Regions from separate parts of the Homo sapiens genome. Here all the other regions are linked to region 6. A link is a loop called in an ENCODE intact Hi-C map of the cell type or tissue named here. Cell type or tissue: PC-3. All regions are shown on one strand. Region 1 overlaps ZPLD1 (zona pellucida like domain containing 1). Region 2 has its middle 34 kb from the start of ZPLD1. Region 3 holds the start of LOC107986105 (a long non-coding RNA gene). Region 4 has its middle 79 kb from the start of ZPLD1. Region 5 has its middle 95 kb from the start of ZPLD1. Region 6 has its middle 200 kb from the start of ZPLD1.

What was found. Peaks named below come from ENCODE experiments on the same cell type or tissue, not always from the same donor. Only the 100,000 strongest peaks of a DNase experiment are listed, where the experiment ranks them.
Region 1: a loop joins it to region 6, with 4 times the contacts of the local background. A loop is called at or near these places in 6 of 110 quality-filtered maps.
Region 2: a loop joins it to region 6, with 10 times the contacts of the local background. A loop is called at or near these places in 2 of 110 quality-filtered maps.
Region 3: it touches region 6 in a loop (5-fold over the local background); 4 of 110 quality-filtered maps call a loop at or near these places.
Region 4: it touches region 6 in a loop (8-fold over the local background); 3 of 110 quality-filtered maps call a loop at or near these places.
Region 5: a loop joins it to region 6, with 3 times the contacts of the local background. A loop is called at or near these places in 99 of 110 quality-filtered maps.

The regions. Positions count from the first base shown.
Region 1 is chr3:102,458,626-102,463,625 of GRCh38, forward strand. It overlaps ZPLD1 (zona pellucida like domain containing 1), which reads left to right. Exons shown (of 12, transcript NM_001329788.2): 7 at 3,656-3,753. Among named protein-coding and RNA genes, the nearest start is that of ZPLD1, 26 kb to the left of the region's middle. In PC-3, no CTCF peak of the experiment used is centred here; a DNase peak (open chromatin) is centred at 2,156; H3K4me3 peaks cover 370 bases; H3K27ac peaks cover 1,252 bases.
Region 2 is chr3:102,399,014-102,404,013 of GRCh38, forward strand. It overlaps a transcript of ZPLD1 not described here. Among named protein-coding and RNA genes, the nearest start is that of ZPLD1, 34 kb to the right of the region's middle. In PC-3, no CTCF peak of the experiment used is centred here; DNase peaks (open chromatin) are centred at 1,338 and 1,968; H3K4me3 peaks cover 424 bases; H3K27ac peaks cover 2,359 bases.
Region 3 is chr3:102,296,646-102,301,645 of GRCh38, forward strand. LOC107986105 (a long non-coding RNA gene) reads left to right here and starts at 2,212. Exons shown (of 3, transcript XR_001740817.1): 1 at 2,212-2,286. RefSeq lists an enhancer at 2,162-3,361. In PC-3, no CTCF peak of the experiment used is centred here; DNase peaks (open chromatin) are centred at 2,676 and 3,056; H3K4me3 peaks cover 918 bases; H3K27ac peaks cover 2,645 bases.
Region 4 is chr3:102,353,327-102,358,326 of GRCh38, forward strand. No RefSeq gene overlaps it. Among named protein-coding and RNA genes, the nearest start is that of ZPLD1, 79 kb to the right of the region's middle. In PC-3, no CTCF peak of the experiment used is centred here; a DNase peak (open chromatin) is centred at 2,005; H3K27ac peaks cover 1,350 bases.
Region 5 is chr3:102,527,298-102,532,297 of GRCh38, forward strand. No RefSeq gene overlaps it. Among named protein-coding and RNA genes, the nearest start is that of ZPLD1, 95 kb to the left of the region's middle. In PC-3, a CTCF peak has its summit at 2,371 (motif pointing left); DNase peaks (open chromatin) are centred at 2,344, 3,614 and 4,594; H3K4me3 peaks cover 432 bases; H3K27ac peaks cover 3,766 bases.
Region 6 is chr3:102,235,565-102,240,564 of GRCh38, forward strand. No RefSeq gene overlaps it. Among named protein-coding and RNA genes, the nearest start is that of ZPLD1, 200 kb to the right of the region's middle. In PC-3, a CTCF peak has its summit at 311 (motif pointing right); DNase peaks (open chromatin) are centred at 1,817 and 3,087; H3K4me3 peaks cover 973 bases; H3K27ac peaks cover 3,456 bases.

The sequences.
Region 1 (5,000 bases), 220 kb after region 6:
ATACTTTGAATATAATGAGCTATAAATATTGTAGTAGGACATTTTCCAAAGGCATTTAAAAAAATCATGTTTATAAGTTTGTAGTCTGACACCACAGAGTTCTAAACAACAAATTAAAATGTGTTAGAATCAAGATTGCCTTTCTGTCGTTTCTAAACTTTCTTCTGCAAAGAGAAGCTGTCGGCCGGGTGCTGTGGCTCACGCCTGTAATCCCAGCACTTTGGGAGGCCGAGGCGGGTGGATCACGAGGTCAGGAGATCGAGACCATCCTGGCTAACACGGTGAAACCCTGTCTCTACTAAAAAATACAAAAAATTAGCCGGGCGTGGTGGCGGGCACCTGTAGTCCCAGCTACTCGGGAGGCTGAGGCAGGAGAATGGCGTGAACCCGGGAGGCGGAGGTTGCAGGGAGCCGAGATAGCACCACTGCACTCCAGCCTGGGAGACAGAGCGAGACTCCGTCTCAAAAAAAAAAAAAAAAAAAAAAAAAAAAAAGGAAGCTGCCAAGATACTTGGTTCTACAATACTCAGCAAGCGTGTGCCAGTATTCACTTTTGATATGGTCAGATATTTACTATTGTTGTTAACAATATTTATATAACTTTAAACTGGAAAATTCCCGTCTGTTAATTTATATGCATAAGCTGTCTGAGCTTGAGTTGAGATTACTAGTTGGATTTAATATTATTTGTTCTAATTGAGTGAGACAAAGATGAGAATTCCTGATTCTAAAAAACTGAAAAATATGATCCATATGACATGTAATGATACTATTATTTTCTGTGAAATTAAACTATTCTCTCACTGAAATAGCAGAAAATCAAAATTTTGAAGTGTGGATTTCAGGAAGGCTTTGTTATTAAGGTCTTTCTTTTATCATTAAGAGATGGTACTGTAGTTCTGTTGCTAACAAGGTATAATCCTTAAAAGAATCTCTGAAATTGTAATGCTTAAAAAAGCCTATAATTAGATGATAACCTTAATATTTTAATTATACGATAACCAATTTTTTGATATTAGACTACAAGTGAAATAGATGGTGCCAAAATACTTCTCTTTTTAAATCAGTTATAGAGCAGTTTTAGTTTGGCAGAAAAGTTGATTAGAAAGTACAGAGTTCCCACATATACCCCCTCCCCTTGCACATATTTTTTTCTATTATTTACATCTTGTGTTAGTGTGAAACATTTGTTACAATTAATAAACCAATATTGATACATTATTAACCAAAGTCCATAGTTGACATTTCTTTTATGTTTAGGTTACTCTTCCTCTTGTACATTCTATGGGTTTTGACAAATATAAAGTGGCATTTGCTCATCATTGCTGTATAATACAGAAGAGTTTCAATGCCTCAAACTAAAAATTTTTTAACACAGTGTCATCATAGTATTTTGCCATTTTACAGGATTTTTAAAAATTAGTAATTTACCCTAGAAAAAATTTTGATATACTTTCATTAGTTGATCCAAAATCATACTTATTATTTTTGAAATATTAACATGTAGCTAGCCAGATGTAATTTTATTGTAGCATTCCAAATAAAATATTATAATCTTTTGAAGCCATTAATTCCTATTTCACATGGAATGTTTTTTATTTCTAACCCTTGAGGATAATGAAATTTTATATTACATCCCAACTACTTTCATTTTCTGATTTGTTATTTGGAGAGGAAAAGTTGCACTCAGTTCGATGTAGCACAATAGTTTATTTTTATGTGCTCTGGGATTCAGTAAGTATACTGAGGGGAAATTATATTTAGAAAACCAATGACTTCTATCAGCTATGTGATTTTCATATATGCAGATTACCAGTTGAACTGTGGCTTTATTTTGTGCAATATAAATATGTCAGTTTTGTTCATTGTGGAAATGGAAAGTAAGGATGCCTTTGTGTATTGGAATTCTACCTAAATGTTAGATTCTTCTGAGAGTGTGGAGAGTCAGCAAATATTAAATAAGGTTATTATAATTATGAACATTTTTTAAATGTTGGAGAAAAATTAAAATGGATATAATTGATTTTAGGGACAATATATTACTAATGAGTAAAAGCCACCATACAAATTAAAGTCAGAAAATTACCTCTTAGAAGCAATTCCAGTAGGAAAAAATTGATGATTCATAATTAAATCACAGGTGGATCATATGTCATTTGCAAAATGACTCAGCAATATAATGTTGTAAAGAAAGTAAGCATTCTTCTGCACAATAATGATGCAAATATAAGATGAAAGGGCTGTATAGTTAATGAAGTGTAGATTATTTGGAGAAGTTGGAAAAGGGAGCCTGAAAGATAATCACATAAAAATACTACCTATCAGACATGGTTAGAGGAGCTAATCATTTATCACCAAAATATAGAAAACAAAAGACTGAAGAGTATCAGTTTTTAAGTATATCTCTTATATATTTGGCTTTATTTGGCAATAAAATGTTTCGTATTAACTTTTTTTCCAAAAATGAAGCATCCCAACTATTACTGTCTTAAATTATAAAATTCAAAATATTTTGCTTTCTTCCAAGCCTTCTAAAGATATTATGGTTGATATGTTGTCTTTCCCAATGATTTTAAGATTTTATAATGAACATTAAAACTTTTCTGCCAAACAGCAATGTCTTCAGAATTACTAAGTTTAGGGAAACAATTGGCCTCTGTTAAATGATGTGACTGCTTAAATTTGGAGGGTTTTTTTGGTTTGTTTTTTGCACTCTATTTTTTCTGGTTTTCTTCATTATCAAATTATACCTGCTACTTCTTAATTTCTAATCCGATGCTTTAATCTACTGTGGATTTGAGAATGATACAAATAAGCTCTCTAGAACTGGTCCAAAATAAGGGTAGAAAAGTAAAAATGAAGTCCTGAGATACCCTTCTATAAGTGACCTCTAAAGAATTTGTGCAGGAACCATATGGCATGTATTTTAGCAGCTTGGAGTCTGTGTTTGTCTCAAAAGCTGAATCTTGCCCTATAAAAAATGTAATGAGTAAATGTCTCATTTTGGTTTTCTGTGTATTATTATTTAAAGCTTGCATCTTGAAGATATTGATACATTCTAGAAATTTGGTTCTCCTGTAGTTTCTTCTATTCTCCCTAGAAGAAAATTTCTATTCTTCTGTGACTTTAAAATGGTCTTACTTTGGTTTTCAATTAAACTTTAACAATTTCAATTTGCCAGGTAAGTGATTTTTGGTAAATAAAATATTATCAGAAGTATAAGAACTACAGTGCCTACAGTAAAGGGCTTAAATTTAAACAGATATAATTTAAATAAACTCAATATTAGTCTCTAATATAATCAAATAAATGGAACATTAATTTAAGTAAACTAAATATTGACCATTGAATATTAACCAAACTGAATATTAACTAGTGACCACTGAATATAATTTAGATACAGTGAACATTAGCCACCATATATGGTAAACTATGGAAACAAAAAGATTCACACATGGAATCAATTTGTTACATGGATATGGCTTAATAACAGTTCTGCCAAGAAACCAGAGGGTCACGTAAATCCTTTTTGGATTGATTCTGTAGGTTTATGTTGATTTACTTTCTTTTTTCTCTCTCTAATATTGTTGTTTTAAGTAGTAAGTGTGCTGTTGTTGGGGAGGTAATAATAGATTTTTTATTGTTTCATCATTAGGATTCAACCTACAACCAGCAGTTAATTATCCCCAGTATAGGATTACCTTTGAAAACCAAAGTATTTGCAGCTGTCCAAGCCACTAATTTGGATGGCAGGTAATTTCAAACTCTTGTCTTTTTTAGGTTAAAACTCTTTGACTGCCTAAATCCTCATGAGTCATAAAGTTGGGCCATTCATTTTTAAATTCAGTTTGAAAATATTATCATTGCCACACCATTTAGGCATGCTACTAAAAAGAAATAACAGATTACAAAGTTTAAGAGGTTACACTCATGTTCTGTCATTAATTGGAGAATAACAAGTCTTCCCATAAAGAAGGGGGGTGGTTCTTGGAACGGGGCATGGGAAGATCTGGGATGCCGAAATGTTGTATCTCTTCATCAGAAAGATGATTAACCAAATGTAGTCATTCTGTGAACACTTGATTTGCTTGCTTTTCCATATGTATGTTACTCTTCAATATGAATTTATTAAAGAATGAAAGGACTCTGCATAAGAGTGTGTCAAAATTACATAAAATGATCTCCAGAAACATCTCTATAAAAAAACTATTAAATTTCAGATGATACTTAAGAAAATTCAGAGCAATCAAACTAAAATGGAGCTCAAAAGCTGAAGCTCTAACCGTGCCCTATAAAAAAATGTAATGTGAAAATGGCCTGTTTTGGGTTGCTTATGTATTACTATTTAAACTTTGCATCCTGAAGAGATTGGTATACTCTATAAATTTAGTTCTTCTTTACCTTCTCCCTTCCTGTCCTGAAGAATATTTCTATTCTTGTATGAGTCTTTAAAATTGTCCTTTAATAATGCAGGAGTTTTTTCCATTTCATTGGCATTCGCTTCCCATGGATTAGTATTTTTTTTATAACATCGGAGTTGGAATGGACTAATGTATAAATGTGAGCAAAATCTAACCTTGTGGAGGAAGGCTGTGGATATGTATGTGCCTCATGGCTTTCTTCACCCTAACACAGTGTCTATTGTGGACTCCACAATCGCCAAACCACTGATTCTGATATACAATTTATGCTCTAAACTCCTTTGTTGTATTTGGTATTATAACATTCTCTGATTCTGTTAGAGACAGTAATATCTAGAAACAAAAAGCTATTGTTTATAGTGAACATATAAGCATCTATGTAGCTCATTTTAAAGTTTACTTCTCAGACTTTGACCATTCAGTTGTCTTGTACACAATTATTTTATGGCATTAGACTTGACTCCCCTTAATGTGAAATTGACAATTTGGTGCAGATTTTTAAACACTTTGAGTTCAGGAGAAAGTTCTTACTTTTTAAAAACTTGTATGGGTACATAGTAGGTGTATATATTTATGGGG
Region 2 (5,000 bases), 160 kb after region 6:
GTAATGAAGCAAAACAAGAACTATGAAAAGGAAGAGGAAGCAAGCATTTTATCTCCAGAATCTTTCCCCACACCATTTACTCCACCACATTTGCCCTGTGATCACACTGTTTCTTGCGTGGACTGCTGCAATGGCCACCTATCTTGTATCCCCACCCTGCTGTTACACCTGTATACTTCATGTTCATACAGAGGGTAGAGTGACTATTTTAAAAGATAAACCATGTATCTGCTTAAAATACTGTGCTGGCTCCATTATTTTTAGGTTACAATGTCATTCTTTGCCACAATCTTCAGGGCTATATGTAATCTTCTCCATGCCCAGATATCAGTCTTCATCGCCTCTCATTCCTTATCCACCTCACTTCAGTCATGGGTGGCCTTCATTATGATCCTTCAGGACATCTTGTCTACAGAGTTTTGCTTTTGTTGTCACCTAAGGCTTTTATGTTCTAATCCAAGATCATCGTATGTATGATTCCTTCTCATCATGTAGATATCGGCTCCTAGTTTGCTAGTTCTCGGTCAGTATATGGACAGATAAATTATTCTTTTTTAAATGTCTGCATGGTAAATACATATTTTCAGAGGATGGGTTAACTGCATTAAGGTGTATCTATTTGCCCAGTCTTTCTCAACTACAAAGAAAAAAATAAAAAATACCGAAACGATCATGTATACACATTAATATACTCGAGGGAAATTGTTTTTAGGAACCATTTTTTGAATTAGAATTACTGGATCAAAGACTATGGGATTATTATTTTTGATAGATTTTTCCAAGTCAGAGAGTTTGTTTGTTTGTTTGTTTATTTATTTATTTTGTGATAGAGTCTCTGTCTGTCGCCCAGGCTGGAATGCAGTGGTGTGATCTCGGTTCACTGCAACCTTTACATCCCAGGTTCAAGCAATTCTCGTGCCTCAGTATCCTGAGTAGCTGGGATTACAGGTGTGCACCACCATGCCCTGCTAATTTTTGTATTTTTAGTAGAGATGGGGTTTTGCCATGTTGGACAGACTGGTCTTGAACTCCTGGGCTCAAGTGATTCACCCACCTCAGCCTTCCAAAATGCTGGGATTACAGGAGTGAGCCACCACGCCTGGCCAGAGAGTTTAATTTTAAAGCATAACTCAGTAAAGAAAGTTTTTAGTCCTTTTAGTCCAAGCTAAGGTAGTCATGATGTGTAGCTTTATGAAGCTCTAACCTGATGCAAGCATAGAGCTTAGAAATCCTTGAGGAGTAAATGTCTTGAATGATTTTCCTTGATGTGCACTTTTCTCAGCAGGGTTTTATGTAGGAAATTTTATGTTGAACACAGTCTCTCACATTTCCTGTCGCTAACTAAAGGATGAGTCGTAGGCTTAGAGGTACTGGAATAAAAACAAGAGTTGACCTCCTGCTACGCACATTGGAAAGTCTGAGCTGTGTTTTTCCCTGGCTGGAGGGTCCCAGGCTTCTCTATGGGGATAAGCCGGGGGTCCCTTTGCCGAATACCCACCCTCTGCCTTCTCCATGCTCAGAAGGGCTAGCACCATGGTTGTCTCTTTCAGAAGTTTCCCCTGACTATATCTCTCCCTTTTCTTTACTCTTTCCACACTTACTGACTGCACTATTTACTTGGTCCTTGAAATATACTGTACTTTATCATTTATTATTTATTTAATTTATGTGTCTTGTTTCCCTCATTGGGATAGTGTGATGCTCAAGGGTAGAGATATTGTCCCACACTTCTTCCTATTTCCACACCTGATGCAGCAACCCATACACTAATAAAAAAAATACAAAGAGGAAGAATGGTCATCCTGCTGACTTTCCATTACTGCCCGTAGCAATGGACCTCTCACCACTCTTCAAACTAGTCTCCCTTTGGCCTATGATATTCAGCATGAGGCTACTAACCCAGACCAGGAGCTGACCACAGGTGTGGAATATTTTCATTCCACATGAATTTCAAACCAATATGAGTCATTTCCTCTGCTTTCTTAGCATTTTCTAACCCATTGCACCCATGACTAAACATTTTTAGGACAAAATTTCCATCACAACTCATTGTTAAGCTGACTCTAAGAAGAAAACAAGGTGTAGCCCTGAAGGAAAAAAGCATCAAAAACTTGCCAGTGAGAGAAAATTAGGATTATATCGTTAGTCATATGAATGACATGTCAGCTACAATATTCCTGCTCTATAATGAGCTATGCAGAGAGATCTCTTTCTCTCTCATATAGACACACATATATATGTATGTGTGTGTTTATGTGCATTGTGTGCATCTCAAAAGACTGCTAAAATGCAATTTCTAGATGCAGTCCTTACTGATATTTTCGTCCTCTGGCAATGTAACATTTGACAGGACTGCACAATTTTGTGCTTTTGCTGCTGCAAAGCTTAGTGTTTCAAAGGCTGTGTATGAAGTGCATACAATGTGAAGCTTTTGTTCTCATCTCCTCTGAATTTCTCACAGATTATGGGCACTCAGTCCATTGGATTGGTGCTTTGTCTTCACACGATACCTTAGAAGTTTGCATATACTTCTTTTGGCTTGCTTCTAGAAAGAAGAGCATTCACTGTCTAATGTTCTTTGAAATGAAGGATTGGGCACTTAGGCACTGCAATATGGCAGGAGCAAAACCAGCTGATTTTGTCTAAATTTTAATTTACTAGTTTTGGCTTTTGATGTTGATAATGATTGACTTGCTACTCTTTGTTACAAAAAGAAAACCATTGTGTAGAATGCTTAGTGCAGATTTAGTATAGCCCCTTTGTTGAAGAGTGGTTAGGATTATTTAAATTCTTAAGCTGTTGCTACTTAGTATTTGGCACAAAAACTGTAGCAAAGAAGAGAGAAAAAGTAACTATTCAGCTAATTTAGACTCCACAAAGCTTTTTGTCTCATTTTAGGTTTCAATGGTTAGATCTTTTAAAACCAGTTTTCACCAAAGTTAAACTTAGCAAACTAAGGCTATCCTCATAATAAATGCGTTGTAAGTAAAGGCATTTTTTTCCCCTAGAGATTTGACTGCTTCTCTTAGCAGTTATTAGACCAATAGTCCTTTCTATAATTAAAAAATGCTATATGTATTTTTAAAAATGCCTCAGTAAAATGAGGCATTTCTTAGCCCACAAGAAGTCCATAAATGCTTCCCAGTGACACTAAATATGAAATCTTTGAAATGCTCTTTTTTAGTTTAAGTATTTTACTGCTCTTTTTTTACTTCTGTCTTCAAAGTCAATTAGAAAAAATTTTAAATCACTTAAATATCTCTCTTCTACCATTCACTCATTCACTAAACATTTATTGGGCACTAACCATTTCTTACATAATAATTTCAAGATATCTGTGCTTGTAAAGCAGTTTTACCTTCACTTTTAATTGTACCAAAGCTTGAACATCAACTAAACTTTTTTATAAAGACTTCAGTATTGATATATCAGTAATTTAAGTAGGATGCTGTGTAATAGTACAGAGTATTTTTAATCTGAGGATCTCAGAAATACAGTAGTAGAATTAATAAAGGCTAAGTCGGTAGTGAGAGGACATTGGTAAGTCCAAGTAGCTCAGTCTATTTAAGGTAGTGGAAAGAAATGGCGACAACATTGCAGGCCTAAAAATCCTAACTGTGTAGAGTTGCTTGGGTATCCCTGACTTTCCAAGGCAATAGAACAATATTTGATGACAATGAGAATGCTTTTTAAATGTCCCATCTTTATTCAAGCAAAAACCCAGAGGTTAGAAAATGTCAAGCTGTTTCCTTCAGGTAGGGCTGTGTGAAGGTGATGTCTTCAGTCTGCATTGTTAAATGTCAAAGATATTAGTGGATTTTAATCATGGTCCTTATATCGATAAAAGCTGTGACTGTGGGATAATGAAACTAAAACTATTAGTGTTTTTAAAACCTTTTCTTATGGGAAATCTCAAACCTATTCAAAGTAAACAAAATAGCATAATGTACCCCTATGCACCCATCATCCTGCTTCAAAATGTATCAATATTCAGCCATTCTTGTTTTATATTTGCTTCTGCCCACTTCCCACCCCTACTTTATTATTATTATTTACAGTTCTATTTTGTGAGATATAATTTACAGATATTAAAGTGCACAAATAGCAGCTTTACAATTTTCACAAATACGTTCATTCTGTAACCCTGCCTATACCATAATGTGCAATGGGATTTATATTTACTATTGTGGATGCGATATATTCTGTATGTATTCATATGAGAGAGAGAGAAAAAAAAATTCTCCATCCATCTACTCCCTGATTCTTAGGCATGGTGGTTAGGTTTTATACATGGGCTCAAAAGACAACAGATAGATGAGCTTTTGTTTCCAAGTTACTAGGAAAAAATTTAATATTCATCCGAATTATAGACTCTCTGACATATCCTCTTCTTGTACCTCTTCAACATATATGTAACTATCATGAATTGGTGGAGAAAGAATCAGTGGAAGAATCTTCAGTCCCATGTTAATCCTCAGAGGCTTTTCTTTGTTAGAAAACTGGCTGGAGTTAAATTCACATAACATTATCTGAGGCTTTTACCTAAGTGAGAAAATATTAATTTTTCCTTTTGATCTCAGTAACCCATTTTTGGGCTTTAATTCAATAGCTTAATCATACCCTTAGATTCCTATAACTTCTTCACAAATCAGGAAATTAATAAACTTCTAGTTTATCCTGATGTGTCTTAACTGTGGAAGTTGAAGTCACATAGGTATGGTTGAGTGGTAGGTGGGCCATAAAGGAATCTCTGGGGCATATTGGAGGATGTGAGTAACAGGCGGTGTGAATTGAGAAGGTTCTACTCTACTTAGATTTCCTCTTCCTAACTTTGTCAAGCCCAACCAGTTGATGATACAGATCACTACAGATGAACAAGACCTTAATTCCATGTATCAGAGATATTCACAGTATTTCTTTCCTCTGTTGGCATGGAAAATTGCAAAGTAGTACCTAGACATTTAAAAAATGAAGTCAGAATTCTTCACTAGTTGCCCAGA
Region 3 (5,000 bases), 61 kb after region 6:
GAAGATTGGGGCTTGCTCAGGCATATTACACCCACTCACGAATTCTGAGTTCAAAAATTTTGTGTTTAAAAATTAGCCTCCTTGATTAGATTAATATGCAGAATTGTCAGGTGTTTTAAAACAACGTGCAAGTTATGTCCACATGATTAATGTGAAATGAAAAATCTAGCCAAACTTCTTGTTCTCACACACAGTTTCCCCAAATTAGAGCATATAGACTTCCATTTTTGTAAAATAATTTTGCCTCAAAACAATTTTAAGAAAAAATTGATCTGTTTCCCTACTTTGCCTTTCTAAATCTGCCTCATAAGTAATGGAATTTTAAAAGATGTGACAGTCTTATTTAAAATGAAATGAAACAAAATGGCATAAAATAAAAAAAAATACCCAAACTTTCCTTTCCTTTTAGTTAACAGTATTTGTGATGGAAGTTGCCTGGGAGTGAGTCTCCAGAGACCAGTTCTGTGGGGTGGAGGTGAAATCATTTAACCCTCCTTGGCCTTTGTTTCCTCACCTATAAAATTAGGGCACTAGAGAAATGATGTCTGTGGTTTCCATCAGTTCCCTCCCTCTAGCTTTAAACACTATAATTTGCTTTTCTCTGCTATGCACACGGCACTGTCTAACATTCCCTGGGGAATGATACTTTCAGCATCGTTTTCAAATAGTATTCAAGAGAGAGAAAACTCCAAGGCAGCAGATCCAGCATTTTCAAATTTTAAGGCTCAACTGAGAAGAAAAGAGTTCATCCAGAAAAGGGTATAAATTCCACTTGACTTACATCGTAGCACTTTCCACACACCTCCATTATGGAAGAGGTTGACATTAAAAAGATTTTCCCATCTTTAATGGCTGTGACTAAGAGTCTTGATTGTACAATATTTTGGCTTGCACTTCATAGTTCCCTCAATGTCCCCATCTATGTCCATGGGTAGCTCTCTAAATACAGCAGCTGTGCCATCTGTTTCAAATATTATTTCAGCCCTCACTGTTTTGGGATAAATTTCATAAAGTGTATTGCATACACACACATTTAATTGAACAAATGAGAAGCCTTTCCAGTTTAAAAAAGCTTCCTAAATGACAAGAAGTGTCCAATTTCCATTCAAATGGTTACTTCGGGGCTTTAAAATGTGTGAATTCATCTAACAGAGGCTGGTCGTGTGTTTTGAGGCAGATGGCTTGATTCTGTGAAGAAAAAAATTAAGTGGAATTTACTATCAATCTTATTTTTTTTGGCAAAAGACTGACATAATAAAGATGTGTGTATTACTGAGAATGGTTTTTAATAATGATTCTACCTTATGTTTTCCCCCAAGATTATGGTTAACTGACTAGGAAAATCTATTTAGAGATTTTATGTTTATCCATAATGATCAGCTTAGAGAAAAAAAAAAAGAAGAAGCCGCCTGCAAACAGAATTGCTGAAATACAAAAGGAAAATAATGCTCTACAACTTTCTAAAGGAGTCCAAGGCAAAGGGAATGCTAAAGTTTATTTTGTTTCTCCTGTTAAATAGTTGTGAAGCCAATTGGAGATTTTTGAGGAAAGGAGAAGGGATTTCACATCTTGTGAGAATGTTTTAGAGTAATATCTTCAGTGGGCATGATAGGTGTTGTGTCCAAGACACTTTTTATATTTAAGACCGGAAGTCTTAAAAGTGTGTCACTGGAATTATTCACAGTTACTAGTGGTGTGTATTCTCAAATTTAGACTCATATTAGCACATGTCAAAATTATGTCAAAAGTTCTATGCTCTAAGAATCCTTTCTTTTCTCATTTGTAGTTTGCAGAACTGACTGAGCTCCTCATTAGTTCTTGATTAGTTAAAACAAAGTATGTGTCTCATACTTCTTGAATATGGTGGTTCAGGAACCTAAGCCTAAGCCAATTGGCTCAGAGCTTCATGTGGCAGTAATTACAGATGATTCCCAACTTACGATGGTTCAACTTACAATTTTTCAACTTTACTATGGTGCTTTTAGCTGTGCACATTAATGATAAATACTCATACAACATTTTGTTTTCATTTTTAGTACAGTATTCAAAAATTACATGATATATTTAATATTTTATTAGAAAATAGGCTTTGTATTACATTATTTTGCCCAACTATAGGCTAATGTAAATGTTCTGAGCATGTTTAAGGTAGGTTAGGCTAAGCTATAATGTTCAGTAGGTCAGCTGTATTAAATGTATTTTTGACTTACAGTATTTTCAACGTGTAATTGGTTTATCTGGATATAGCATCATCATAAGTTCAGGAGCATCTGTATCGGTTTAGAGGTAAGCATATGACCTAAGTTGTCCCAAAAAGTATAAAAGAAAGAGCATTTATTTGAGTGCTGGAGAAAACTAGTTTTTTCTCTCCCAGTGGACATGAAGAGGAAAACATTTAGCCTTTTTTGTCACTGAGAACCTACTGGAAACATAAGGGGAGCCAACTTTAGAATAAAATAGAGTGTGGATAGCAGGATGAAAGTAGAAAGAACCTGTGGCTTTGACGACATAGTTGAGCCTTTAGGTCCCCTGCCCTGCAGTCCATTATGCTTCAGAGTCTCTCTTATGTAGTCAATACTTATTGTTAGAACATTTCTTATTGTTCCTACCATTTGAGTCAGGTATTTTGATACTTGCAGCTAAAAGCATTCCAACAGGTACACTTGAGGATGTGGTTTAGGGTGAGGATGTGACTCAGGGTGAGGCAGGCTCAGACATGTACAACATGAGACCTCTCAATCAAGGGTGTTGGGTCTTCTCCCTTTTCTGAGACACATATTATTTTTGACATGAAGGACATTGGCTGGAAGAAAATAATGCTACAAATGATTATTAAATTAATGTGGGTATTGGAGGCTATGCAGTGGAGCCTAAGGCTTTTATGTATTCTGAGATTGACTGAAGGTGGCTATTTTCTCGCTAAACCAGTGGTTCTTAAAGTGGTCCCCAAACAGTCCAGACTTCTGGTTTCTTCTTACACATGTAAATAACTTAGAAATGTCTCACCTGTCCTCACCACAAGAAACAATGTAGTTCAACAACTCTTCTTAGTCTATCAGGGAATTGAGGTGACAGGGTAAATTGCTATTTGGGAAGCTGAAGAGACAGGCAAATAGAATCACAGCTTGCCAGAAACACAAACACTGGAGCTAGTAATGGGTAGGAGCATTTGAGTGTTTCTTAAAGGTAACCGAAAAATTGCTGAAGCTGAGTGTGGACAAGCTTGAGAGTTAAAAACTCTTGGAACCCAGTCTTAGGAGGACCTGGACCTGTCATGCTTTTGTGAGATTTATCTGTGGGATCCTGTCTTAGTCTGTTCAGGCTGCTATGACAAAAATACCACACTGGGTAACTTATAAACAATATATATTTATTGCTCACAATTCTGGAGGCTGGGACATCCAAGATTAAGTCTCCAGCAGATTTGGCATTTGGCGAAGGCCCCATTTCTGATAGATAGTCTCTCTTGCAGAGTCCTCACATGGCAGGAGGGGCAAACAGTCTCCCTCAAATCTTATAATGTATTCATTCTCATGACCTAATCACCTCCCAAAGGCCCCAATTCTTAATATAATCAATTTAGGGGTTAGGTTTTAACACATGAATTTTGGGGGTACACACACGTTCATATGGTAGCAGATTCCTACCAGATTCTTTTAGTGAAGATTGGAGAAAAATCCCCTTGTGGTTTTGGCAGGGCAAAAGTAACCATTTTGAAATAAGCCCGGTGTGTTCTTCATATCAAAGTCCTGCCCTGAAGGAAAACTAGTTTACTAGACTCTTATCTTATGTGGAGGAAGGGCAATTAGACAACCGAGTCCTCTGTACCTTTTCTGCCTCACATAAGGGAGAAAAAAAGGCTAAGAAAGACTTCTGAAGGTCGCAGTCCGAGGACTCAGGCCCATAAGAAACAGCAATTTAATCATAATATTATAGAATGCTTCCCTCCTCAATACCATCACACTACACCAATAGGTCTCCTACGTAATAACAGTGAATTACAACTTGGATCACTGAAAGACAAAAACTGTATCTAAGAATGAGTTTCTAGGGAAACCCAAAGACAACATGGGAGACAAAAACAAGGTCGCCGGTGGTGATTGAAGCCTCTGACACCTATAGCTGTACCACACATTAAATTCAGCCTAACTGCTAGGCAGATAAACATATAAACTCACATTAAAGGCCTATTTACTTCAGTTCCTATTATTCAATAAATCATGTCCAGTTTTCAACAAAAAATTACAACACATGTCAAAAGGCAAGAAAAAAACAAGGTAAGCACCAAAACCAGACTCAGATATAGCAGACATTATGGAATTACTGAGTATAGTCCCAGGATAAGCAGTATCTCCATCACTTGGGAATGTGTTAGAAATGCAAATTTTTGGATCTCATCCTAAACCTACTGAAACAGAAACTGAGGGTGGGGACTGGCAGTCTGTGTTTTAACAAGCACTCCAGGTGACTGTGTTTGAAGATCACTATATTAAGCAGATGTAAAATTTGTAATTTCTTCCTTTTCCTTACTTAGATTTCTTAGAAATAGTATGGTAACAAGGTGATTCAAAATGTAAAAGACTCACTGAAAACATTGTTGTGATTTTGACTTTTAGTTTTGCTAAGCAATATCATTGCTAATGAAGAGTTTCGGATGACCACATGTGGTATAGAGTTACCCCAGCTGTGTTTGATTGTGTCAGACTTACCATTTGACTTGGGAACCTTATCATCATTGTCAACCTTGCAGACAGTGTTTAAGTTCAGATATACAGCTCATAGATCTCCCATCCAGGAGGTTAAAATAATTTCTCAGTGCTGGGTTTTCAGGCCCTAGGGCCCTAGAGACTTTTTTCTACATTGGTTTTTATGAAGGGAATTTGGGAAAAGGGAGAAGATCTTTACATGCGTCCTTTTAAAGGCAGACTGTGTTATTATCTTGCTCTTTTAGTTTACTCAGTCAGTGCTCACTTGCCCTCTGGCCTGATCACAGTTTTGTA
Region 4 (5,000 bases), 120 kb after region 6:
TGGAGCCTGCCAACAACCACATGAGTTAGCGTAAAAGCACACCCTCCCTGATCAGACATCCCGAGGGACTGAATCCCTGGCTGACTTCTTGATTACAAGGTCTTCTTGGAAAACCTTGAGCCAGACCAAATTAAGCTATTCTTAAGTTAAGATACTCTTAAATTCCTAACTCATAGAAATTATGCAATAGTAAATATCTATTTATTTAGCAGTGAAGAGGAGGAAGCTAAACTACATTTCTTAGACACTTTGGTAGTTAGATGAGTTCTGGTCAATAGAATCCGCATATGGTCTTAAATGCCACTTGCAGGTCCCCCTGCCCTAAAACATCTCAGGTAATCTTCCATATTGTCACCCTGTCACTCTTTGGGCAGCTGAATGAAAAGGATTACGTGGAGGGAAGGCTTTGAGAAAAGCCTTTGCATGCTTGTTTCTTCTAATTATTCTTCTCTTAAGAAGACTATGGGACATAATCTTCCCATAATGAACTATGTGTTATATGACTACCAAAGTCATGAATTTGGCTTGGGCAATAGCATGCCTCAGCATGTAGAAGTGGGTATATAAAAATAGGCACAAGTATGTCCTGAAAAACACATGTGAGTGGCATGAACCAGTAGATCAGATGCTCCACACCTTACTCTTGCTACACGTCTGCCTATCTCTTTACCCATACCTATAGCCTTATGGGACATTCCCTATGACTAATTGACAGAGGAAGAAGGACTATTTAGCCTTATTTATAGATACTACTGCATCATATGGTGATGCAAGTAAAAGGTCAGCTGCTCTAGCACTAATGTGCCCTGAATACTGTGGGCAGAGCTCTGAATACTTTGTTTACTTGCCTGAAAAGAGAGGTAGCAAAGGTATGTATCTAAAGTAATCACAGGGCAGCAAGCTAACAGTTTGTTTAGAAGGAACTTAGAAATCACAAGCTTGATGGATTGCTGAAAAGCAATCTAGGGAAGACTTCTGTGGATAGGACTCTTGCAATGGGGACATAGAGAATATTTAAATCACAATATTCAAATACTCAATACTCAAAGGGAAGCCATTTGAGTAAGGTTTTTGATAATGAAGTAGACAAGATGACCTATTCCATGGATGTCAGTCAGCCATTCCTGTGCTTGCTTTAATGGGCTAATGAACACAGTGGCTATGGCTTCAGGGATGGAGGTGGATATGTATGGACTCAAAATTAGGGGCTTACTTTACCAAGACTGAACTGTCTGTCATCACCACTGAGTAACTAATCTACCAATAACAGTGTCTACTTTTGAGCCCCTGATAATACACCACTGTCTGGGGGACCAGCCAACCACCTGGTGGTGCATTGATCACATTGGATCTCTTCCATCATGGAGGGGGCAGCAATTTGTCTTCATAGGAAAAGGCACTCACTCTGCCTTTCTTGCCTTCAATGCTTCTTCTAATACTATCATCTATGATTAATTGAATGCCTCAAGGTATCACACAGAATCTTGCTTTTGACCAAGAAAGATATTGTACAATAAAATAGCAGAGGTAATGGGCTTAAATCCATGTGGGAGTCAGGAGAAGGAGATGCTGGTTTTATATGATATTCCTTCACTGCAAAACACAGATGGCCTGACAGAACAGTGGAATGGCCTATTAGATTCATAGTTACAAAGCTGCCCTGGATTACAACACTTAGGAATTTGAGGAGCTGTCATATGCAATGCAATATAAGCTGTGAACCAGTGACTAATATGATGTTATTTCTTCAATACAAAGAATGCTTGAGTCCAGGATCCAAGGGATTGAAATAGAGTGGATTTATTCACTCTTACCCAAAATAGTCCTCTCACAAAATTTATACTTTCTCCTTCTGCATGTTTTGGTTCTCTGGTTAAAAAACTATTATTTCTTAAAAAGAGAATAATCACACTGGGAGACTAAGCAGGGCTCCATTTAACTGGCAGTTGAGATTGCTACATGGTTACTTCAGCCTTCTCAGGCCATTGAATCAACAAGCAAATAAGAAAGTTGCTTTCCTGACTGTGATGACTCATCCTGGTTATCAGAGGGAAACAGGGTTTCTACTACAAAGTAAGAAAGAGTATGTAGAACTCAGGAGATTTTTAAAGGTATCTCTTGGTACTTCCATGACCAGTGGTAAAAGTTAATGGATGATAATAGCAATTGAAGTCAAGGCCACACATGGCTCAGACCATGCAGGAATCAAAACATGTGGCAGAGATAAGCACATGGAATGAGTTGTGGAAAAAATAAATGACCAGTTACAGAAATGAGGATGGTGATAACTGCATATTTTTTTCTTTGTTTATTATATACTAAAGAATGTGTTAATCATTTCTCCTACCCCATTTTTTTTGCTATTTTATGTAAGTTATGTGACTGGTGGCTAGCCCTTTGTCTAGTAGGGCTGCCATAGCAAAATAGCACAGACTGGTGGCTCAAACAACAGAAGATTTTATCTCACAGTTCTGAAGTCTAAGAGTTCAAAAGCAAGGTGCCATCAGGCTTGGATTTTCCCGAGGCCTCTCTCCTTGGCTTGCAGATGGGTATCTTCTCACTTCATCCTCACATGTGCTTTTCTCTGTGTGCATGCACCCCTGGTGTCTCTTCCTCTTCCTCTAAGGACATCAGTCCTATTGGATTAGGGCCCCACTCCTCTAACCTCATTTAACCCTAATTACTTCCTTAAAGGCCATATCTCCAAATTCAGTCACACTGGGGATAGGGTTTCAACACATCAATTTTGGGAGGACATAATTCAGTCCTTAATATCTTATAATTCAGTATGTACAATATTAAATAACAAAGGATACTTTGAGAATAGACATGAACATCAACAGAGTTGGATACAGTGAATTATGGGACTCGAGAGGCAAATGTCTTCTCCTTTAGGTGAAAGGATGAACCTGCTTTTATTTGTGTAAGGAATACATTCACCAAGTTAGGTGAAAGCATACTATTGTTTTTTAATTTTGTTGTTTCAAAACTTAGATATTGGTAAACAGGTATGTATGGATGGTGAGTATCCAAAGGTTAGGACTGAATGATACTGAGGATCATCCCAGTCTGTCTAAGCTATCTCTACAACTACTTTTCTAGGCTCTTCTCAGCAGGCCTCTGATTAAATTCTGCCAATAAGAGACATTTGTGTAATTCTTGGAAAGTGGAAGAAAAGAAGAAGCTATTATTCTTTAGTGGTGACTATGGACAGGTGTGTGGTTATCATCAGAGGTAGATATGATATAAATTTTGTCTCATTCTAGGCCACTTCTTGAGAATCGGCTACTTTAATGGTGTGGGCTGCTGAGATCCTTCACGGGGGCTTTCCTGTGATCCATGCATTCTGACTCCTGAAAGCTAGCAGTGGCCTTTCTTATCTTTACTCTCCAGCCATTCTGATGGTAATCTTCTTATTCATCTCAATGGCTTTCCTTTTCATGACCTACCCTGATTGATACAATTGAGAGCATATATAGTTATGCATGCAGCTGATGAGGAGATTGTAAAAAGAGTGGCCCATGAGGGCTCTATCTTATATAGATTTATGGTATAAAACTTTGAATGTTATGAGTCATCACTGATTGACCCTTTGAAGGCCCTCAGGATATTGTTCCAGAATTAATGACTCTTAAGGGAGAGACTTTCTTGCTGGAGGCACATAGGTGATTTTTGTTGAGAAGAATCCTTGGGGTAGTTAGTAGTATTTTCCTAAAGGCAAATGGGGGTAAAAGAAGGTGGGTTTTTATAAAATAGAGAAATCTGATGTCTGGGAAGCCAAAAAGAGGTGGCATTAAAGCAAACTTGTTTTGTGTTTCTCTCTTGATTATTGAAAATGTTTTATTTGTGACATAATTTAACTTTTCACATTCTATGTGCTATTTCCCTTGAATTACCCAAACTTTTCAGTAAAGTCTATTTGATGGTGTTGCCGAGAACCGTGGGACAAAGTGAGAAAGTAAAGTGTCATTTACTGTCTCTTACTATCATCGCATTCCGTTTGTAAAGTGTCATTTACTGTCTCTTACTATCATCGCATTCCGTTTGTAAAGTGTCATTTACTGTCTCTTACTATCATCGCATTCCGTTTGTAAAGTGTCATTTACTGTCTCTTACTATCATCGCATTCCGTTTGAGGGGAGTGTGCACCTAACTCCAGGTGGGGATCAGTGGGAAACAGTGGCCTGTGGAAGAGTGAGAAACAGCACAGAGAAGGGCGTGATGTTAATGAGATCATTTGGTAAGGGAGTGAGACTGACTTTCTGCTTTCTAAAAAGAAACCACAGGGAGCTGATCTTTGAGAGCATGGGGTTGGATACTTGGGCATATGAGTAAAATAAAAGAAATGGATTAGCTGCCTTCTAAATCCACTTTCACTTTTAAGACCCTACAGTTTTATAACCCCTGAGCAGAACCCTCCATACTTCTGATCTATTTCAGTGCCATTACTTAAGGCATCACGGTAGCTGGATGTATTTCTTTTGAAACTTGGTCCTTGAATACCGTGTCTTGATTTTCCGTCTCTTGAATCTAACAATCGGCTAGTGGAAATGGGAATCTCAGATGTAAAAATAAAAGATATATTTTATGGGTCAGGTTTTACAATGAATGAGGATCTTGAGTATAAAAATTTGAAGTAAATTACATGGTTAATCATGGCTGTAGTGTCTTGTTATTTGAATTGTCTTTCTTTAGTAACTGGTCTCTTAAGCAGCTTCTCTTCTAATAGATCCTCATGAGGTTAATTAGATCACTCATTTAACAGTCATATTTGGCTTACTCAATCTTTGCTTGCTTGTCCTCAGACTCATTTAGTAGTTCAAAGTCAAACTTGCTCTCTTGTTACCTAAATTCTGACTTCATGGTTTCTAAAAGTTTTCCAAGAGTAAAACTTGGAAATCACGTTTTACTTAAACCATGTTTAAACCAGTTTACTTTAACCAAGTAAAACCCCTTTTTGAGACTAATATGATCCACCTGGACAAAAAAAGCTATCTGCT
Region 5 (5,000 bases), 290 kb after region 6:
TACATTAGGCAAATTTTACCCAATTAAAAACTAATTTAAAAACATATAAAAACACCACTTTTATTTTACTATTATGTAGGCAAGTTAATTTTCTAAATAACACGTAGAATGGCAACCACATGTTATATCTGGCTAGTGCAACAGCCAACAGAGAAATCATTGATATAGATCATTCAAGCTACTAAATCAGCTCTCTGGTCTGTAAAATTAGGGAATGAGAATAATAATGCTTTGTTGTTGAATAAATGTGAATCTATGAAAGAGGATATATGTAGTCTGCCTGGTACACTGTGGTTGGTCACTGCTAGTTTGACTTGAGGATGAATACAGCTTATCATATGCTTTTTTCTCCTCTCACCTTGCTCACCACAGTGTCTTCCAGTAGTAGGTGGCAAGTAACTTATTTATCAACTTGTCTATTGACTAATAAGACCACGTAGATATCACCCTCTTATCAGGTGAAAAGAAATTTCCTTGAAATCTCACTTTATGAGATAGCTAAGTAAATTCCACTCACTCCATATGTGAATGTTCTGCTTTCCTGAATCTGATTAGGTTACAAGTTGTAAGGGCAGGACTCATTTTTTGGGTAATTATAGCTTTAAACGCACTCAGATGGCTATTACACACTAGCCATATCCAATAGATATAATAAATAATTAATTGAACAAATAAATAAATAAATAAATAAATAAATAAAAATTACAGCCCATAAAAGCTCCTCATTAACTTTCCCAGTACTAACCTACCTCTTGCAATTAATTTTACATTTTCTTGTTTCTCCTTTATTAAGTAAGCTGAAATGAAATAGAAATGATATAATTGTTTTTCTTTCTCATTTGGAGAAATACTCATGCAGTCTCAGTCCTCAGAGCATACAGAAAATGAGACTAGATGAGCTCCATTTGATACAGAAATAACAGAATTCTGAACAATAATGGAATCACATTTATTCCAGTGAATATATGTATACCCATTCCAATGCAGAAAATATTATAATTCTCATAAATTTAAAAAAATAAAAGATATTTATTTTGTCATTACAGAAGTATTCCAGAGGAAAAATTAGGATTTACTCCTCTTTTGTAATCACTATTATGTGAGGCTTCCTCAACAGTAAGCCCACCTCCTTTTAGTGAGGAAAAGTGCATATGAGCATCCCTGCTGTAGGTTCTTATCTTGAAGATAACTTTTCTCTTCCATACCCAAATTGCTAGTGTTATACAGTCCGAGGATGAGGTATGGGAACCCAAACATGAAGTTGTCAGTGTGTCTTACAGGAAAAGTACTAAGTGAATGATTCTGTCTATTCTGTGGAGGCCAAGTGATGTAATCTTTAGAAAAAATAGACATGATGTGATATTATTTGGGGGATTTTGTAAACCTTAAGGATATATGGTAGCGATAGTGGACAATGTTTCTCAGAGACATCTTTCCTCAGTACTAGTTTTGAGAGCTCTCCTACAGAAAGATGTGGGTCCACAGGCCAAGGATACACTCTACCCCAGTCCTAACTCTATTGTCAGATCATGAATTATCCATGCAGGAATATGTCTTTCAAGTACATTGTTTTGGATTCCTGAGAGCTTTAAATACAATTCAATCATTATTATTTTTCTAATCCAAAAATCAGTAGAGTGAATAATGGCCCACAAAATTCATCTAAAGGGATCTTGACTTGATTAAAATGACTCACTCAGGTTCATATAAATGTCTTGCACATAATTTCATTTTGAATTGGCAATGTGGCAATGTAGCACAAAGAGAACTGGACTAGAGGTTAGGAGAGCTGATTAAGGCTGGAATCTTCTTCAGTGAGGTGTGTGAACATAGCAAAATTAATACTTTCTGAACCCCAGCTTTCCTTATATTTATAGTGAAAGAATTATAAAAGACAAGGTCCATTATACCTCCAAGGTTCAGTCTAGCTCTTAAATTTATACTTTATATGACATTTCTGGGCTCTCTCAGAAAAGAGATTTTGTCTCACTATCCTTGGGATGAAAATAGGATACTTTCTTTTCTTTCATCTCTCCATTTGTCAGAGACAAAAAAAATCATCTCTCTCTTCTTAATGTTCTGTCTTAGTCTAGGCCACACTGTGGACAGAACAACATTGTCAGTTAGGGAACCGTGATTGGCTACACTCACCCTCTCTCTAAGCTGGTTTGCTAAAGGGAAGGCTTTGTCTCAAAATGGATGGCTATCAGTATGGTAGGTTTATCCAAAAAAAAAAAAAAAACCTCAGCAAGTTTATGTAAACACTGTGGTACTCAATGAAGGAAGTGCTGAGAGGGTAACAACATCTGACGAATGGGTAAATTTTCTGGAATCTCGCAAGGCTTTGAACATAGCTCTCCCTGGTGGAGACTGCCTGAGCCGACCTGATGTTGTTTTTCCTCATGGTTGGCAGTTATAGAGTGCAGTGGAACAATCAGTTCCTTGGTTATCCTCCAAGGTGAGCAAGGTCAGTTTTAAACAGCTTTGCTGTCAGGGAGCCTCATATTTTACTCTAGTCTCCTAACCTCACAAATCTTGAGGCTGGCACTGAAGTCAATGAGCCCTCTGCAGCCTGATTCCCCACAGCGACTTCTCTCTTCTTACAAACAATGCCTCATCTTGGTTCTGCACACCTGCACAGGTTTTTAGGGAGCAGGACTGCAATTAGTCAATGCAGCCATAATTCAACCGTTATAAAGTATTTGCTTTCACCAGGGTCCTTTTTGTACAGTCTCATATTAAGCATCCACCACAGGAAAATTGCCCTTGAATGTTTGGTCCTTCATCAGCATTAAACTACAGAGCTGACTTTGAATTTTGTCAAACGATTGTCATAGGACAGGGTGAGATTACATAGTCTTTTGCTTATTAGCATTTCATTTAGAACATTACCATATCAAATTGGCTTAATTCTCTTCAGGGTATAAATATTTAAATTTTACAAATTCCAATTATGTTCCTTGCCCCCATTTTGTTCTTCCCACAAGAAAAAAATAAATAAATAAACATGATTCAGAGTGTCTGTTAATCTCACTTAAGGCAAGGAGGAGCCTGAAGATGAACCGTTCATGAAATGACAGATGTCCTAAGAAAGAAAACATCTCCAAAATAAGACCATTTTACTCCCATTTCTTTCAGTGACATGGATGTTTCCAACTAAAATTATATTCAGCATTTTATTTCAATTAAGTAAGCTAGTGATATTGTTTGCAAATAGGTCCTGGTTAATATGGAGTTAAGTTCCTTGAAAATACAGCAGAACCCTTTTTGGGTGTGCCCTGATGATCCTCATCTGCTCCCTACGTGTCACTGACTTCTTTAGATTGTTATCAGGAAATTAGACACTCCATTGAAACAATCCTGGGAAAATAATTCAAGAATCTGGTTTTCATTTTCACTTCTGCTCCTAGAACATTGGACCAGCAGTGCTGGTCCTGTGAAGGACTTGTGTTTGTATGGATGGGACATTGCATAGACCAGCTTAGCAAGACTAATTGATGGTTCAAGTTCTCTGAAGTATAGTTAGTGGCCAGAGGTTGGACTAGAAGGAAGAGAATAAGCAATTTGTTTGTCCAGGTTTTGATTTGCCTGACCAGGTGTGTCCATTTTCTCATGGTTAATGCCTGCGTCAACAGCACTGAGAAGCAACTAAACATTAAAGATTTATGAAGAAAACATTTCATAACCTATGAAGAATTTTACAAACTCTTGGATAGATGAGTCATTGTGGCATTCCACATCTAATGCTATGAGTTGCTTTCCCTGTTCCCTCGTTTCCTTGTTGCATGTAGCCATATAATAAATAGAACTGAGCTGCGTGGTGACCCATGGGATAATTATAAATATAGTAATGATTGTCTTTGGTTTATCTGACAGACAAAATATGGAGAAATGTGATTATTGTACTGTGTTAAAATTGTTCTGTGCTAAGGGGCTGAAGGAGAAGTACAAACACCTTTGAGTACGGCCTTACCCGAAAGGCGTGATCATTCATCATTCTTTTTTTTCTTTTTTTTTTTTTTGAGATGGAGTCTCACTCTGTCACCCAGGCTGGAGTGCAATGGTGCAATCTTGGCTTACTGCGACCTCTGCCTCCCGGGTTCACACGATTCTCCTGCCTCAGCCTCCCGAATAGCTGGGACTACAGTGCACATCCCCACACCCGGCTAATTTTTTGTATTTTTAGTAGAGACAGGGTTTCACCGTGTTGGCCAGACTGGTCTCAAACTCCTGATCTCGTGATCTGCCTGCCTTGGCCTCCCAAAGTGTTGGGATTACAGGCGTGAGCCATCACGCCTGGCCAAGGTGGGATTATTCTTATTGTGAATCTACTGGAGAATCTACATTTGTTACAAAAAAGACAAAAATTCAGAGGGTCCACCCAAGGTGGGCTTAGAATTTGAATCTGTCTGCCTTTGTCTTGATTAAAAATGTATCATGATATTCAGGATAGAAAATTTATACTTTAGGTGGAGGCCTTGTCTCTCTCCAAACTTTTCTATAATGACTCTGAAGTATTTCTCAAAATGCAGTTCTTATGTCAATCATCTATGATGACTAGTTCCCAGTAGCCTTCTGGATAAAAATCTAAAGTATTAATCATGGCACCTCAGACCACAGACTAGCTCTTTAATGTCATCTCTTCTCTCTGGCCCTCTCATGCATTATTTTCTAGTTACATTGAACTGTCTATTATATCTTGGCTACTACATTTCTCATCTCCTTGTATTTGGATTTGTGATTCCTACACTCTGTAAACCTATTTTACAAATTAGGTTGGATAACTCTTATTCATTTTCTAGAATGCAATTACTCCTTCAAGGAAACTCGCTTAATTTTACACCAATGTCCCAACCCCAACTGAGATTTTCGTTCCTCCTGGATATTCTTTGTTCATTAAACTATCACCCACTACACTGTAAGTTCCTTTTTCCTAGAAATGTTGTCTTTTACTTACCAATCTATAATGCTTAGCTGTGTCTGATATACAGTAAGCTTCA
Region 6 (5,000 bases):
TCAATGGTAGGAATGTCTATGGTGTTATAGCAATTTATGAGGACTTTTGCAGTCTATATTTTTTGTTGCCATTAACAAAGCCCACAGATTCTGATGTTTGCATAAAACAATATTTGAAGAAAGGAGGGAGAAAGTGATTGTTTTTACTTTCACTTGATCTTCCGGCTCAATTACACTTCAAGGTCAATGATGCTATAAAATAAGCTAAAAATAGCTTCGTAGGCATAGGAGATCATCCAAAAGGTGTGTGGATTTCAAACCAACCCAAAGAGAAGGTAAGATTTCTTCCGCTAAGTGATGGCCACCAGATGGCTGTGCATCTCAAGGAATGGAGGGAGGACGTCTCTTCTGGACCAGAACTGCCAAAGTCCACCATGAGCACTACCTCTCTGCTCTAAATCAAAGAGACAGGGATGAAGATCTGAAAGCGTTTAAATATTTCAAATCTTGCAGAAAACCTTGGAGAAACAATCTTGCCAACTGCAAATGTGTGATTGCTGAGATTGAATCCTGGGTGATTCTGAATGGAATATTTATTAGCTTTTAAATCTTGTGAAGCCAGGGCTGTCCTTCTCAGAACACAGGCTGTAGCCCTTTATGTGGCAAGGTGTGAGTCTCTATTGCAGGGGCTCTTCTTCTGAATTCATATTCTCTCCTTAGGTGATCATATTGACCCCTGTGATTTCAATCTACACCCATGATTATGACCTATAGCTCTATCTGCTACCTACTCAATATCTTCATTTTAACATGTTTCACAGAAGTCTTTAATTTCACAGACCTCACACTTCACTCTAATGCTTGGTCCCCTGCAACCCACAGTGTTTCCAGTGTTTGCCAGTTTATCATCCAGCCAATCCCTAAAACTAGAAATCTGGGAGTCATTTTTTAAACTCCTCTCTCTTCTTCACTCCTAATATCCTTTAAATCTTAGGGCTTGTTCATTCTCTAAGTTTTTTTTTGCTACCGTTACTGCTTTTACTCTGCCTTCTTCCCCAGCCCATGGTTTTGCACAGAACGTCTAAATAATATCTTTGATTTCATTCTTGCTCCATTCCTATGTATCTTCTGTAGTCAGTGACCCTTAAAAATGTAAATCAGATGGTGACACTTTTGATCTTACCTTGATCACTACCACTCTCTACTGAACCTCTATGAGGCAGTCACACTGATTCTCTTTCCATTTTTGTTTTGTTATTTGCAACCTCGATGCCTTGGACCATAATGTTACCACTGTTTGGGATGTCATTTCTCTCCTTTTTATTCCCCTCCTCTAAGTAGGATCTTGTCTTTCAAAACTCACCTCAAATATCACTTGCTCAGAAAGCTTTCCCTAACTCAGAAAACTAGGTTAAGGCCTCTGTTTTATTATGTGCTACTTCCCCGATGTTGTACTTATCACATCGGTAATCACTTGTTCATTGTTTCTTGCTAAACTTTTAGTGCCATGAAGAAAAATGACCACGTCTGTCTTGGCCATTGCTATATCTTCTGTGTGTAGCACAGTGCCTAGGATATAGTTGTCATTCAATATGTATTTGTAGAATGGATTACCTCATGAATGCAAATATTAGTGAGAATTGAAAGAATGAACTAATAGACATAATTTAATTCTTTTAAATGGTGGCCATTTGGGTAGAGCATTTTGGGTGGTGTAGGAACGGAGTGGGCATGCTTCAACACTCTACTATAAAGGAAGAATGTGGAGCCTGGTTAAAAGCACTCTAACCACATTTCTTCTGGAATATGCCCTGGGTCTGTGATCTTCCTGTAGTGGTCAGGGAAGTCTTACTAGTTCCTGATCCTGGCGCAGCGAGGAAGGAAGGAGCTTGAGAGTAAATGTGTGGTTGGCTCACTATTTTATTACTGGACTTAAGTCAGTTGTGTTAAAGGGCAGTAATATGACAAAAAGAGGCCCTTTGTCTCTTTTTCTGCAGGAACTTGGCAAAGGAACATAATGTATATGTAAAGTCTAAAGTAATGCCATTTAATAGAACTTTCTGTGATAATGGAAATGTTTTATATCTATACATCTGTTATAGAAGCCATTACTCATATATGCCTTTTGGGCAATTCAAATGTAGTAAATGCAAATTAGGAGCTGAATTTTTTATTTTGCTTAATTTCAATGAATATTGAAATTTAAATTTCAGCTAATTTATATTTAAATTTAAATAGCCATACATGGGTAGTGACTACTGTATTAGACTGTATTAGATAGGTCTAGAGGATATGAGTTTTGTTGAGATGAAGATGGCAGAGCACATAGAATGTTTTGTTCTGAAGTTGCCCTGCATTACAAAGAATCTGAGTTATGAATTTGACATGCTTTTATTTATAGTGATGCTCCCTTTCCAACAAGAATGTTAAAATAAAATCTTTCTGGATAAGAAGTAAGATGTGGATTTCTTTTGAAAAGAAAATGTAAGGGACTTGCTTCTAAGCCTAGCTTCTTCTCATTCTTGGAGTGTGCTATCATCTTCTAATTCAGTACAGTGGCTTTCACTTCCCATCAGATAAAAAGAGATGCCTCAAACCAATTCCGAAAGCTACTTTTGGAAAAGCATTGGTTGAGTTTTCATCCTGACTCCTAGGATAACAAATAGTAAGTCTTCAAACAAAGCAGCAGCTATGCGAATTCTAGAATTTTGATATGTATTGTTAATGTTGGTATCGTACCACTTGATGCTTTTATGACATGTATCATGACATCAAGTACTGCACAAAATTAAATTCACATTCTAACACTTGTTTAAGTTTAGTTGGTTAGGATAGTGCTGGCTTAACATTTTTAATGTATTTAGTACATGAAAAGTACATAACATTCTCCTTTGTGTACATAGTACACATATAAAATTCAAGCCTGTGTTTGCACAGCATATGAGGGTAAATGGATAAGCCAGGACATGGCTACAGGAGGCTGGCCCAATGGCTTTAAAGGATCTGGGCTCTGCCTAGCTCTGCTGAGGGCTGTGGAAATTGTTAATTCTGCCCAACTGTAACCCATTTGTCACACTGTAGTTGGTAAACTCTGTTGACTTGGTGCTCAGGTGTTGAGATAATGCTTCCTAAAGTTTAATGTGCATATGAATCACCTGGGCATTCTGTTAAAAGGCAAATTCTGACTCAGCAGCCCTGTGACTGGGCCTGAGATCCTGCATTGCTAACAAGTTCTCAAGTGATTCTAATGCTGCTGGACTTCACTGTGAGTAGCAACGTGCTAGGGCATAAATTTGATTTCATTTTGATTAGTTTTACACTGAAACATCTTCCTCCATCACTACAAAACTTATTCTTCAGTCCTGATGACTATGATGTTGTGGTATCAGTCCAGGTAAAAGTGAATAAAAATTTTTATTTAAACTTGTTTCTGGGATTAGAAAAATATAGCTCAATATACACTGAGAGGAAGTTGGTAGCTATGTATTTACATTTCTCTTTTTGAGGTAATCTTTAGCAGTAGAGGAGTTGCTTCATACCTACTGTGATCTCACACAATTTATATAGTGACATATACAACTTCCAGGCTTTCATATTCCGTTACATCTCTCAATACTTGTGAATTTTCTAAAATGCTTCCTTGAATTTGATGCCCTCGGGAGAAAGGTCTATATCCTCATAACCACACTTGTGACAAATTAGCCCAAGCTTCTGGATTATCAAACTTTTCTTCAGTTCTCATCATGCTCTTGTAAAATTATGACCTCAAGCTTTAACTTTTTGGTCTATTGCTTATACAGTAAAGCAAGCAAACAAACAAAATCAAGTGCCATGCACATGCACAGATAAATATAAACATATGGATCAGCACACACTTGTGGAAATTTAAACCAATATTAGTGGGAAAGAAATATAAACAAATATTATGATTATTAATACAAATTAGTAACCAATTAGGTATAAATATGCACTCTCCAGTGTCTTCTTAATTTCAGATTAAGGTGACCTCCAATCAATAGCCAGCAAAAAGCCAGGGCCCTAAGTATTATACCTACAAGGAAAAAATTTCTATCAACAACTTCAATGAATTTGGGTGCAGATTTTTAAACATAAATTTTAGGTAATTCCCACAAGGACCTCTTTTTGCTGCCTTACTTTTTTTCTCCTCCCCTTTCTTATATGAAATAAGATGGTTACTTTGGTAATTGATGAATAATTTATTACAAAATTTGTTTTAGCAGCTAAAATAATGGTGCATGTAAATATTGGTATCTACATTGATAAAAGCTTCTTAGAGTTGACATTGGGATGTGCTAGATTTGAAGTAGATTTTTATCATTCTCTGACAATTTTCTCAGATAATACAAAACCAATTAATGCATCCCTGATTAGTTTTTGACAGAGGTTTTCTTTGAAAGATAACACAGCTTAAATTCACAGAGCTTCTTCCCTTAAGGAATTTAGATTGCTCATTCTTTCCTTACCAATAATTTAGTTTCATTTTAATTTCTTAAAACCTGTTTCTTTACTTGCCCTGCCTAGCCCAGTTTACAGTAGTGCCCCACCTGAGACTCTGGGGTGGGCCAGCGTGTGTTTTAACCAGCCCCGCCAACCATCCTCGTGTTTGAGCAGCATGGATTTATACCACCACTCCACACTGGGCTGCCTCAGCAGAAACCTGGAGAAAATTCTTCTAAGTCCTTTCTTTTACCTCCTGTATTAAATTCATTTGCTCAAGCCTCAGACATAGCTCTCAAAAATCCTTTTTTCCCTCTCTGTTTCGATGTCCACTGTGTTAGGTCAAGTCCTTATAATTTTTCTCCTGGTCCATGGCAGAGGCCTCTATCAGGTATCTCTGCTTCCTTTGTCACCTCCCCCACTCCAGTCCATTCTCCATACTGTGATTAGAGTAACCCTTTAAAACACACTTAGGCTTATTATACCATTCCTGGCAAGATCCCTTATGTGAAACTGAGTTCTGTGTGAAAGAGTCCATGGTTGTGGGCATAGCCAGTAGACCTGTTCTCCACTGACTCCTCCTAACCTTGGGGGGTCTTACT